Regions from separate parts of the Homo sapiens genome. Here region 2 is linked to region 1. Evidence: chromatin contacts called from ENCODE Hi-C or POLR2A ChIA-PET data. All regions are on one chromosome and are shown on one strand. Each heading gives the region's core, a stretch centred on a gene start or an enhancer-like site at or near the end of the contact. The rest is flanking DNA. Distances are from core to core; before and after follow the strand shown. Region 1 holds the start of PHLDA1 (pleckstrin homology like domain family A member 1). Region 2 has its middle 75 kb from the start of LNCOG.

Evidence for each region. Hi-C counts contacts between places; a loop is a spot of excess contacts on that map. ChIA-PET counts read pairs that join two places held with the same protein, here RNA polymerase II (POLR2A). Pooled maps may share reads with other maps.
Region 2: a loop to region 1 is called in a pooled map, with 5 times the contacts of the local background. The contact joins the enhancer-like site here to the promoter of PHLDA1 in region 1. A Hi-C loop is called at or near these places in 6 of 50 pooled maps. POLR2A ChIA-PET finds 5 or more read pairs at or near these places in 2 of 52 experiments (GM12878 and activated CD4-positive, alpha-beta T cell).

What each region holds. Positions count from the first base shown.
Region 1 is chr12:76,030,526-76,036,811 of GRCh38, forward strand. It overlaps PHLDA1 (pleckstrin homology like domain family A member 1), which reads right to left and starts at 1,251. Exons shown (of 2, transcript NM_007350.3): 1 at 1-1,251. The coding sequence starts at 1,216. The coding sequence ends at 11. It overlaps PHLDA1-AS1 (PHLDA1 antisense RNA 1), which reads left to right. Exons shown (of 2, transcript NR_186034.1): 1 at 1-69; 2 at 386-853. PHLDA1-DT (PHLDA1 divergent transcript) reads left to right here and starts at 1,288. Exons shown (of 2, transcript NR_185978.1): 1 at 1,288-2,277; 2 at 2,739-3,864. It overlaps NAP1L1 (nucleosome assembly protein 1 like 1), which reads right to left. Exons shown (of 15, transcript NM_004537.7): 15 at 6,060-6,286. RefSeq lists a silencer at 787-936 and an enhancer at 1,157-1,406.
Region 2 is chr12:76,181,628-76,187,591 of GRCh38, forward strand. No RefSeq gene overlaps it. Among named protein-coding and RNA genes, the nearest start is that of LNCOG, 75 kb to the right of the region's middle. Within about 2 kb of position 1,871, at least 4 of the 41 ENCODE cell types and tissues checked have a DNase peak (open chromatin) inside an H3K27ac peak, as active enhancers do.

The DNA of each region.
Region 1 (6,286 bases), core at 1-2,500:
GCTGCCCCTTTCAGGCAGAGTTGGAGGTGCTGCGGAGAAGCCGGTGCCCGTGCGGCTGCGAGTGCGGCTGTGGGTGTGGGTGCGGTATTTGGTGCGGATGCGGGTGCGGGTGAGGGTGTGGGTGCGAGTGAGGATGAGAGTGTGGATGTGGATGTGGATGCGGATACGGGTGGAGCTGCTGGGGCTGAGGCTTGGGTTGGGGCTGAGGCTGGGGTTGTGATTGGGGCTGGGGTTGCGGCTGAGGCTGAGGCTGGGGTTGGGGCTGGAGCTGCGGCTGCGGCTGCGGCTGCGAGGGGGGCTGCTGCTGGACCAGGTGCTGCTGCTTCTGCCGCGTGGATTTGACCGCCAGGATGGCCTGACGATTCTTGTACTGCACCATCTGCAGCGTGATCTCGGCGTTCCAGCCCTGGTCTTGCGGGCACCGAAAGTCGATCTCCTTGCCCTCTGCCATCACCACAGTGAAGTACATGTACTTGCCCTTGCGCTCCACACAGTCCACGGTCTTCATGTTGGAGAAGTGCAGTTCCTTGAGCTTGACCGGCGGCTCGAGGCTGGCGACAGCGGGGCCACTGGGTTGGGACGGCTCGGCCGGCCCCTGCCCGGGCTGTTGTTGCTGCTGCTGCTGCTGCTGTTGCTGCTGCTGCTGCTGGTGTTGCAGCTGCTTGGGCGGGATAAGCAGCAGCCCTTCCTCGGTGAGGATGCAACACTTTTTCTTCCAGAGCTGCAACAACCCGTCGCTGCGCTTCTCCAGCACGCCCTCCTTCAGCGCTTTGCAGCCGCTACTCTCCAGCATCCTCCCAGCATAAGAGGGGCCGCCGCTTGGCTCGGCCTCTCCGTTTCCAGCCGCGCGGGCCGGGGGCAGCAGCAGCAGCCTCGCGCCGTCCTCGCCCCAGCGGCTCCCACGGCCGCCTGCCCGGAGCGCGCAGAGGAGGCTAACACGCAGGAGGCAGAGCGGCGGCGGCGGCTCTGGGTCCCGGCAGAGGGACAGCCGCGTCCTGATGCGCCACAAGGTCCCGGAGCTCCGAGCTGCCGGGCCTCTGCCGTCCTCTTGCGAGCGCTCACTGAAGGGCACTGGCCGGGCCCCCTCGCGGCGCTTTTGAATGGGCCATCTTCCCCACCCCCGAGTGACACCCAGCGGAAAAGGCGGCTCCTGGCGCCCGCACCGCGGGGGAAAGCCCAGCTCCAAGAGGCGCTCGGCAGCCGGCGCACGCCTCATTAACTTGGGGCCTTTCCAAAGCCCGCTGCGTCCACGCCCTCCAGCGTCTCTTGCTCCGCCTCTCGCCGCCCACTTGCTTCCGCGCTCGTTCCCCTGGAAGGCGACCCGGACCCGAGCCCCGGAAACTCCTCTCCTCTACCCAGGGCGATCGCCCAAGGAGCCCTGGCTGCCTGACTACTGCCGACGCTCACAGGGCGCTGCGAGGCCATCCCCCGCGTCCCGCTTCTCCCCGGCCCGCGGGACTCTCTGCTAACAGCCTCAGAAAGTGAGGACGGGGGCGCGGAGGCGGGGGCAGCCTCCAGGCAGTGCTGCCTCTCGGTTCTTGGGAATTAGCCCGGGGGATTCGCGCTGGGCTCCGAGAGCCCGCAGAACCAGCGTCGTGTCCTGGGCGAGCTGGGAGGCCGGGGCCGAGTCCCGCGAGTCCCGCGAGTGTGCCTCCCCCGGACGCCTAGGTAAACAACTGAGCGCACAGAGGCCGAGAGGACATCGTGTCTTCCCACGCATATTCGCTCACGGTCACTAAGTAGCTCTTCTTGGAAAGAGGGCGATTGTTAAAGCAATAGTGCGACTGTCGGGCTTGCCACGGGTGGAGAGAGGCGGACCCACGTCAGGTCGCATCTCGCCTGCTTTTCTCGACCCCGACCGCAGGCGCTAACCCGTCTTCGGCTTTCTTCTTGACCCGTACGGTTTGCAACGTCTCTTAAAACAGTAACTCAACTCTCTACAAACCGGGGTAATATCCGGTGCTGAGATCCCACACTGCAAGGCGCAGTTCCAAACGTCTGGTCGGCCTCGCAGGTCCCTCTTTCCAAGGCCTAGCCAGATCTTGGTTTTGGAATCTCATTTATCTGTGACCTGGGGAATGCAATACCCCCAGCTCCCTCCTACTCCTACATTTAAACAATGCCTATAGAAGCCGCTTCCTGGGAAGTAAGGCATAACCGAGACCTAGCCTCCCGGTAGGGAAGTTCATCCGTTTAGTAAACAGCCCCAACTACGTGCGGACCCTCACGGGGATACGAAGAATTCAACCAGGGCTGGACAAGTCAGAGTGGGCCAAGGTAAGAGTTACGGCTGCTACTGTGCCCACGTTGGAACAGATAGATTAGTTCATCTGCTAGTTGTGTGGCAAGAGCAAAGAATTCAAGAGGGGAAGAGAAAGTGAGAGGAGCTTAGAGAGCTAAGCAAGAATCGAATCCTTTGTGTGTCATGGTAAGAAATTCGAACTTAATACCAAGGTAGTCAGAACAAAGGACAACTTTTATACACGAGGGCGTCCTGAATATTCATCTAAGAAACAATGTCTGATCAAACGGGACAATCCAGCCAGCAATCCTGAGTCCCACCGGATTATGCTTGGCCAGCTTTCTAGCCTTCACATTGTTAATTTATTAGCAATCTTTTCAGGAGAAAGGCAATTATTAAAATTATGTGGACTTCTAGTAAAATTATCTCGAAGATTTACAATTATGTATACCAATAACAAAAAAACTACATGTTTTCTGCTCCCCTGCCTTTGTAGGACAAGTGAGCATTCCAGAGAATTTCTACATGACCAGCTGTTCATTCTTTTAAGAGGATGACATTCTTCAGCTCATCTGGAAAGGATACTTCCTTTAAGTCTGTTATTCACAGTCTCCAAGGGCAGGTGTAGTTGGGAAAGACATTTCATATGGAAAAACAAACTTGATAGGGTAAAAAAAAAAAAAATGAGATGTAATCTGGAGGCCCAAGTCATTTTCTTAGGAGAAACTCAAATGTGTTTGGTGTTATCTAACCTTCTGCAGTTTATCAGTCTGAAACAAATGCATTCTATTCTCATTTGAAAATGTCTGAACAGCCACCAATTTTCAAAATCACCCATTTAACTAGAGACTTTAAAGCCCAGAATTTGCAGTTACGTATTTCAGAATGATTTAGTAATTTTGTGAGCAGCTCAGAGGTTAAGTCTACAATGTCTGACTACGGTGCATTATTGAAAATATCAGTAGTGTAAGGATCCCGTAGATTGGTGATAACTTTGCTCTTGTTATTTCAACAGTTACCACCAACAGTTGGTGACTTAACAAATTAAGAGCATAGTTGCCATATGCTCATATTTGGCAAATATGTCAAAATGGCCATATTTGCCAATTTTTAAGACAATAAATTCACAGAAAATGCATTACAGAAAATAACTTAAAAAAAAAAAAAACAACTTTTGGGCCAGGCATGGTGGTTCACACCTGTAATACCAACACTCTAGGAGGCTGAGGTGAGAGGATCCCTTGAGCCCAGGAGTTTGAAACCAACCTGGGCTACATGGCAAGGCCTCCCTCTACAAATGTAAAAAAAAAATTAGCCAGGTGTGGTGGCATGCGCCATGTAGCCCCAGCTACTTGGGAGGCTGAGGTGGAGGACTGTTTGAGCCCAGAAGTTCAAGGTTGCAGGAGCTAGGATCGCACCACTATACAAGCCTGGGTGGCAGCAAGACCCTGTTTAAAAAAAAAAAAAAATTCAGCTGTATATGCAATGAAAACCTACAAGTCACTGAAAAGTTACTGAAGTTTAGAAAACTAGCCAACAAAATCATTGCTTTGGTAAACAAATTTGAAATGGCTAATTGAAAGTACATTTTACAGCTGGCAATATAAAGTTATCTATCAGCAGCACTGGACAGTTCATTTTCTTCTCTTGGATAAAGTTTATCACTTGGCTTCAAGGACATCACTCAGTTTTCCTTTACATCTCCAGTGTCTCCTCTATGAGGTGCTTTCTCTTCTCTCCAAACTTTTAATGTTGGAATGCCCCAAGTCTTTGTCTTTGGCTCTCTTCTTTATCTACACTCATTCCCTTGTTGATATCCAGTCTCATCACTTTTAATAACATCTATATGCCAGAGTCCCAAATTTATACCCCCAACTTATATCCAACTGCTTACTGCCGAAGAATAAAACACTGAAGTTAAAAAATAATAAACATACCAGGCAAGGGAACACTTACTAGTAAAGCCATTTACTGAGTAGTTCACTAAAGGTTTAAGTCTGAGGGGATTTTAGGTCATAGGAAAAAAAAAAAAAAACTGAAAAAGAACACTCGGATGGTCAGAGGAGTCTGTAATTCATACACAATAGGTTTTAACAAATTCCTACATGGAACTGCTCCAGTTTATAGGTTAGAATTAACTATAGTGAAAAACAGCCTTCAGTTTTTATCAATTCCAGGCCAGTGAGTGCTACTATAAGTTGAAAATTCTCCATTTACACTTCTCTACAGTACGGCTTGTGTAGTCTAAGAAATCAAACATGTGAATGAGCTCCCAAACTATTTTCCTCACTCTAACCTACTCTACCTGCAGCCCCCTTTCTCAGTTGACAGCAATCCTCTGTACAGATGCTCAAACTAAAAACCGTAGATCAGTACTGCCCTTACACCAGGCCAGGAAAGGCCCTTATCCAAGGCCCTGAGCTTTAGGATTGAGTGCTTTAGAGTCAAGATGACATGTCAATCTAGAGAGCATACTCATTCTGCACTACACTCTAGGTACTCAAGACCCCAAATACCCTGCCCAGAATAGCCCCAGCTGTTCCAGGAAATGCATTACATCATCATTGCATGCACTGATGTGTTAGGGGGATAGGGCAGTTCGAATATACTGGTTATGGCATCCAAGTAAATGTGCAGGAGGCCCCTTGCCATACAGTTCAGAGCCGGGGTGGGAAGAAAAGGAAGGTGGCTCATGGGCTGAGGGTCAGCTCTGCCCGCAAGTTATATTCTGGCATAAATACAAACCTGGCTTCCCAGTTCTAATGAAAGTTTGTCAAGACAGGCACATTGGGCATATTTTCATTAAACAGTACTTTTAAATATTTAAACATACGGTATCTCCATTGTACTCTTGCCCCAGGCCTTCAAGTGTGTAGAATCATGCCTGCCTTGTAGTAATTTTTTTCTCTCCCAATATTTAATCTACACATTTAGTCAGGAAATCCTACTGGTTAGGCCTTCAACTACATCTGGATTCTGTCCACTTCCTTCATTACCACCCTGATCCAAATCACCATCATATCCCCCCACTGGATTACTATGATGGCCTCCTAACTTGTCTCCCTGATTCTATCCTTGTTATCTATTTTCAGCATAGCACCCAAAGTTATCTCCATCACTTTCTTCAAGTCTTGGCTCAACAGGCCTATCCTGATCACTCTCAAATGGTAGCCACTCAATTCCCCTTAATTTTTCCCATAGCATATATTATCTTCTAACATGCTACTCAATAATTTATTGTACCTATTGCTTATTTCTGTTCCCCTTCCCACTAGAATAGTATGCAAGCTATTCAAGAGGGCAAGGACCATTGTTTCTGATGTGTCCCAATCACCTAGAAAAAGTCTTGATACCAAGTAGATGCTCAACATAGGTAGAAATCTTGAATTGAATTAGAAGTCCATACCCATCATAAAAAGAATATCAATTTTTTCAAATGCTTTTGACAGATTTTTCATGATGCATCCTACTTTTTAAAACTTGAGATGTAAGGACTTGAAATTTGCCCTACAAACATATCTCTGGTATACTTTTTAAATGGATAACTACATGCTAGGCCTCTCTGAATCTTAAATGCTTTTATAGTCAGACATCTAAAATAAATCCCACAAACCTTTTCCCAAGCAACATGCAATTTAATATCATGAGAGGTGTTTATATAAACTAGTATCCTACTGTTTTCTAGTAAGAGTATTTAGAAGCATGAGAAACACAGTAATGGAACTGAGTTGGTAAGTTTCTTACTTGGCAGTTACATAGTCAAACACTTGACTAAAAGTCCATTAATCAATACTGGCTTAAAGACATGTAACAGAACTTGGAAAGTTATTAAGTGTTTAATTCATAATGATTACAAAATTCTGATCTGTAAACCAATTTGCAATATACAGTAGAAACTCATGACAATGATCATTATTAAAGATTTGGATAGACCAAAGGTCAAACATCTTTCAAGAAAAAGTTAAAGCCCAGTAAATTATGAACATGTCACGTTACCCTCATCAGGGTATAAAAGATAACCAAGGCTGGGCGCGGTGGCTCACG
Region 2 (5,964 bases), core at 621-3,120, 150 kb after region 1:
GCTAGATGGACTCAACAGAATTCTTGCTGAAGGTATACTGGGTGCAGTGGCTCCCACCTATAGTCCCACCTATTTGGGAGGCTGAGGATTGAGGATCACTTGAGGCCAGGAGTTCAAGACTGTATTGTGCCATGATTACACCTATGCATAGCCACTGCATCCCAGCCTGGGCTACATAGAGAGACCCTGTCTTAAAAAAGAAAAAGAAAAAAAAGTATTCTTGCTTAAGGCAGGCCAGGGTAAGATATTGAAGGTGGTCAGATACCCAGTGTGGAGAATTTTCACTAACCTGACTTAGCAGGATTCTTCCTCTAACTGGATTCTACAAAGACAGAGAAGGAAACCCAAGGTCTGGCCTAGTCAGAAAAGACCCAAGGCAGCCTGACTCAAGCTTGGCCAAAGAAGAGAGCCTTTGTCAGGAGCTCTTTTTGTCAACTAGGCTGCCTGGAGGGGCCTATGTATCTTGAGGTGAAGAAAGTGTCACAAATGGCCATTGAAAGAGTTCAGAAAGTGCTACCCCAAAATATGCTACTTTGGCATATTAATTATTTTGAACTAAAGGCAACTGAGAATGAGCCAACAAAGGAAAAGCCCTTTACTTTCCCCTCAGCTGCCTAAACTAAAGCATAAGTTTTCTCATTTAAAGGAATTTTATTTTATTTTTTGAGACAGTCTCACTCTGTTGCCCCGGCGTGATCTCAGCTCACTGCCACCTCTACCTCCCAGGTTCAAGCGATTCTACTGCCTCAGCCTCCCGAGTAGCTGGGATTACAGGTGCGTGCCACCACACCTGGCTACTTTTTGTATTTTTAGTGGAGACAGGGTTTCCTCATGTTGGCCAGGCTGTTCTTGAACTCCTGACCTCAAGTGACCTGCCTGCCTCAGCCTCCCAAAGTGCTGGGATTACAGGCGTGAGCCACCGCGCCCAGCCTAAAGGAATTTTCTAAAGACATTTTTATTACTAAAGATATCTTTTATTACTAAAGATATCAGTACCAGAAAGAGAGCTACTCCTAGACAACTTTTCTCACCTGAGAGACGCTTATCTGCACCACACGACAACCTTTATTCACCATACATTTCCTCTCCTCTTCCCATAATTTGTCTCCACCCATCTTCCCACCCAGAAATTCTAACCCCTATTCCTCTCTGTAGCTCCTGATAATATATGAGTTTCAATCATCTGACCCCTTCCTTGAGTCTTATATTTTTGTGGGTCTCCTGTGTGTGCAGACACAATTCAATTTTTTTTCGCCTGTTATTCTGTCTTATTTCAGTTAAATTCTTGGACCAGTCACAGATTCCAGAAAGGTAGAAGAAAGCATTTTTCCTTCCTTGCACCACCCAAAGGAGAGCATGATCAGCCCAGGTCAAGGGAAGAGCAAGAAACTCTGAAGAACCCATGAAATCTCCCATGAGAAAAGAATCAACTGCTACCCTCTCTTGTTCTCATCCAAGGTTTCCCACTTCAACCATTACCAAGTTCAGCCAAGTAACAGTGTCATATTTTCTTCCTTTTCCTCCCTCTCCCTATTTTGACCCCAGCCAGAGAGAAATCACAGGTGGCACAGGTGAGCTGGGAGAAAAGAGAGAACGGAAGGATCACAAACTCCTTCCACATGCAGGCTTTCGACACAAGCCCAGGCTGGAGAAGAGGTGATGGTTTAGCCCTGATCTCACGTTTGGATTTTTTATTATTATGTGAGACCAACTATATTAACTTTCTAAAATAGGATTGTTTTACAACTAAAAGTGACTAACACTGAGAGTGGCCCAAGACTCTCCATGAACAAGAAAAGTTTGTCTCCACTGATAAGAGTTTAAAATGATGGAGCAAGACAAATATAGTGTTTGGATCACATTCTATGGGTCATGCTTGTACAACATATGGTTACATAAGCACAGAGCAGCAGGGACTTCCCACCGCTTCCCTAAGAGAAGCCCTGTACTGATTCTGTCAGCTGCATTCTCAGCCTTGGCTCCTGGGATAAAAATGTCTATTGGATGAGGATCTGAAACATCAGATTCTGAAACTTTTTGTCTGGGAAAGTGCCAGGTGACTCAGAGCTGCGTAATGTAACGAAATGAGTCAGATCATCTCTCAATGTGCTCTAAATGAATCTGCTGTCTTTAAAATGGTGGCAGCCTTTCTCCATGGTCCTGGTTGGAAATAAGTACGTTCATTTATTCATTCATGTTTGAGCAGCTATCAGGTACTGAAGATTAAAAAAACAATGAAACACAGGCATAAGCTGCAATGATACAATCTGCTTTGTGCTCTTCTTTTAGTGCAGAGGAGGAAATGACTCTAACAGAGATGGTAATTAAAATGAGGCTTGATCAGGAACTGCTAAAATTGGTAGATCTCAACCTCACTGGTGTGTTTGGAATCACCTGAGGTTCCTTGAAAATACCATCTTTTACCCTTGAGAGATTCTGATTCATTGGTTTGGGCTTCTGTTTGGGCATCAAAATTTATTTAAAAAATTCCCCAGATAATTCTAATGTGCAGTCAAGATTGTGAACCCTTGCCTACATAAACATAACAAATCTAAGTACCAAGGTGCCAAGATGATAATAGGTGTATTAACATTTTATTTTTATATGAATTAGACATTTTCAGCTTATGAAATGAAAGCCAGGGATAAATATTTTAATGTGTGCATGAGCCTTTGACAATCTTTTGTATTCCTCTTCAGATATCTAATTTATTAATAAAAGAAACACTAGCACATGTTACCACCTATCAGAGAGCACATTTTTTCCAATGATCTTTATAGATTATCATTTTTCACTTTTCTGTAAAATCTGTTTTTACTAATAGACTCTGGTCTTGAACTAGTCTATAAAAACAAAGTTCATACATTAAAATGTTGAGTAGAATATTAATAAGACATATCTATTAGTTCATAAGAAACAATCTTTTAATTTTTCTTGGAGGTTTCAGTATCTCTGATGCAATAGTAGAGGCTGCCTTAAAAACTAAAATAATATTCATTTCTGCTGGATCTTTGAGTAAAATATAAAAGAAAAAAAGAAAAAAGAAAATCAAATAATAATATACAAGATGCCAAAACTTCAAATTAATTCGCCAGCTTGCTCCTGGGTGTCAGTTATAGAAAGAAAAGATGAAAAAAATTCCAAGATTTTATACAAATTTACTATATGTTTTTGTTTTAAAAATCATATTAGAACTAAAGGTGAAAATTAGTCAGTTGTAACTTCCGGGTCCATCACTAGCCATGTAATTTGTTTTATACTCTGAAGGCAAATGTCCAGTGTGAAATAATACCAGGTACTTACCTCAGGTAACTTCAATTGTTTAAAAACACCCACACCCACACGCACCAATGTCCATGTGGTAGCCACATGTGGGAGTGATTCTTGCCTATTCCATCAGTAACATTTAGAAGGGGTAGAAAATTGATGTTTTTTCCTTTTTATATCATTACGTACATTGTCTTCAAAGTATTTTTTAAGTTCTCTAAATCAATTTTTTCTACCCATCTCTCTCTTTAAAGTGGTCTTTTCTTTCTGATTTTTTGTTTCCCAGTCTCCCTTCCCTCTCCTCCCCTCCCCTCTGCCCCCTTCCTTTTCTCTCTCTCTCTCTCTCTCTTCTTTCTTTCTTTCTTTTGAGACGAGAGTCTCACTCTGTCACCCAGGCTGGAGTGCAGTAGCACCATCTCAGCTCACTGCAACCTCTGCCTCCTGGGTTCAAGCGATTCTCATGCCTCAGCCTCCCGAGTAGCTGGGACCACAGGCGTGCACTACCACGCCTGGCTAATTTTTGTATTTTTAGTAGAGATGGGGTTTCACCATGTTGGCCATGCTGGTGTTGAACTCCTGACCTCAGATGATCTGCCCACCTCGGCCTCCCAAAGGGCTGGGATTACAGGTGTGAGCCACTGTACCTAGCTCCCAGTCTTTCTTTCTATTAATCAAACTGTATTCTCAGTGATAATAGTGGCCCCTCCACTCACTTAGTCCAATCTTTCATTCATTAATCCACTATTTGTGATATGACAATTAATTCTATTATAATCAAATGTCCTGCTGCAGATAATGGCTTGTGACATCAAAATTTTGGAAAGAAAAGACTTGTTGATTTCTTTACTGATAGATTGAGTATCTTGCTTCATATTCCAACTCTCTTTGAGCAGAGTTTAATCAACAGGGCAACTTCTTGGTATATAACAAAACCCGACGCTAGTGTCCCTGGGCAGTCTCTCTTACCTGCCACCTTCTCTTCACCCCCACTTCTCACTAGTCCCTTTCACCAGGTGGCTGGGAACCTGTGATAAACCAGAGTAAAATGCTTAACTACATTAGGAGGTTGAAGAATCTGCATCATAAACTGTTCTGTTTTCAGCAGGTATTTCTTTTTAAAATTCTTTCCGCCATTCTTTTTTGCCTTCCCCTCTTTACTCCCATTGTCTTATTCTTCTATGTATGTTTTTTTTGTTTGTTTTCTTCCTTCCTCTTTCATCCATCTCCTGTACCAACCTATGTCACAGCCAGAGATCTTCGGGCATTATTGACCGTCACCAGTAGCCCCAATGCCTTCTGAGAAGTCCCTCGCCTGTCAGTTCTTTCAGCACAAATTAATGGAGGGCTGAGACACTTAAAGATGTAAGTCCTGAAAGTCACAGGGGTGCCAGGGGGAAGCTATGCTCTGTGAAATGTGACCACAAAAGGATGCAATGGATTTTCGTCACAGTCGTTTCTGAGACTGTTTCAAAAGTGAATATCCCAGGATGTTTGAGGTATTGGTATAAAAGCTGGAGCCCCTCAAGGCCACTATTTTGAAATAAACAGTACTAATTTGCATGTGTGTCAGAAGGAAAAGAATTAATGTGTGGAGGTTCCCTGTCATTCCCTTTCTTCTTGTGCCAAAGAGAATTCTGAGTTGTTCTATTTGGCTTTCTGCCCCATCCCCAAGGTAGATCTTAGATCTTTTTGATGGAGAACAGGGAGATAAGGGGAAAGAGAAGAGAAACACTACCTCAGAGAAGAGTTTTCCTAGAAATTGATAAGATGTGAAGCAGTAGCTGCTGCAATGAGGGAGGAAGTACAGGAGAGGGGAGGAGGATGACGATGGGCAATGTTCATATCTCCCTTTGTGGTCTTGGTATCTCCTTCAAAGTATTCAGGAAATGCAAGTAAAGAATGTAAATTATTAAAAAATTTCTTTGACTGTGACACTGCCCTGAGGCTGAGCAGAGAGATGGCTCCATAAATTGAATAGATCTTTGCTAAACCAACTAAATAACCCTGATTTCTACTCTGGTTGATGAAATCCAGTCTTGTTCCATTATCATTACACCTTGTATATAACATGGGTGACACAAGCCACAGCTCATCAGACCAAGGACAGACATTTACAGGTCTTTGGTTGATTCTTGTCCTTGAAGTCTTCAGGACATGGGGTGCTCCTTGCTATTTCTTACTTGCCACAAGTGGAAATGGTTTCTTAATAATTATTCCAGAAAATTCTCACAATCCCATAAAGGAAGAGTAATACTGATACAATTTCACTCATCTATCACCATTATGTATGCTAAAAAATAAAAGAAAGAAAGTTTTAAACCATGACTGTCACAAACCTCTTTTGTCATTAAAAAAGCACTGTTATGAAAATCAACATTGTATATCATGTTCTTCAGTCCAGTGCTTTGTCACTGAAAGGCAGTTGCCAGCCTGGGCAACACAGCAAGACCCCATCTCTGCAAAAAATATAAAAACTAGGCAGGCTTGGGAGGCTGAGGTTTGAGGATCACTTGAGCCCAGCAAATTGAGGCTCAGTTAGCTATGATTGTGCCTGTGATTGTGACTGGGCGACACACAAGCCTGGGCAACACAGCAAGACCCTGTCCCTGTCTCAAAAAAAGAAAAAAGAAAAGAAAGGCAGTTGCCAAAATATTTACCATAGTGTGGCAATAAAATAATCCAAGTGTTCTCTACCAT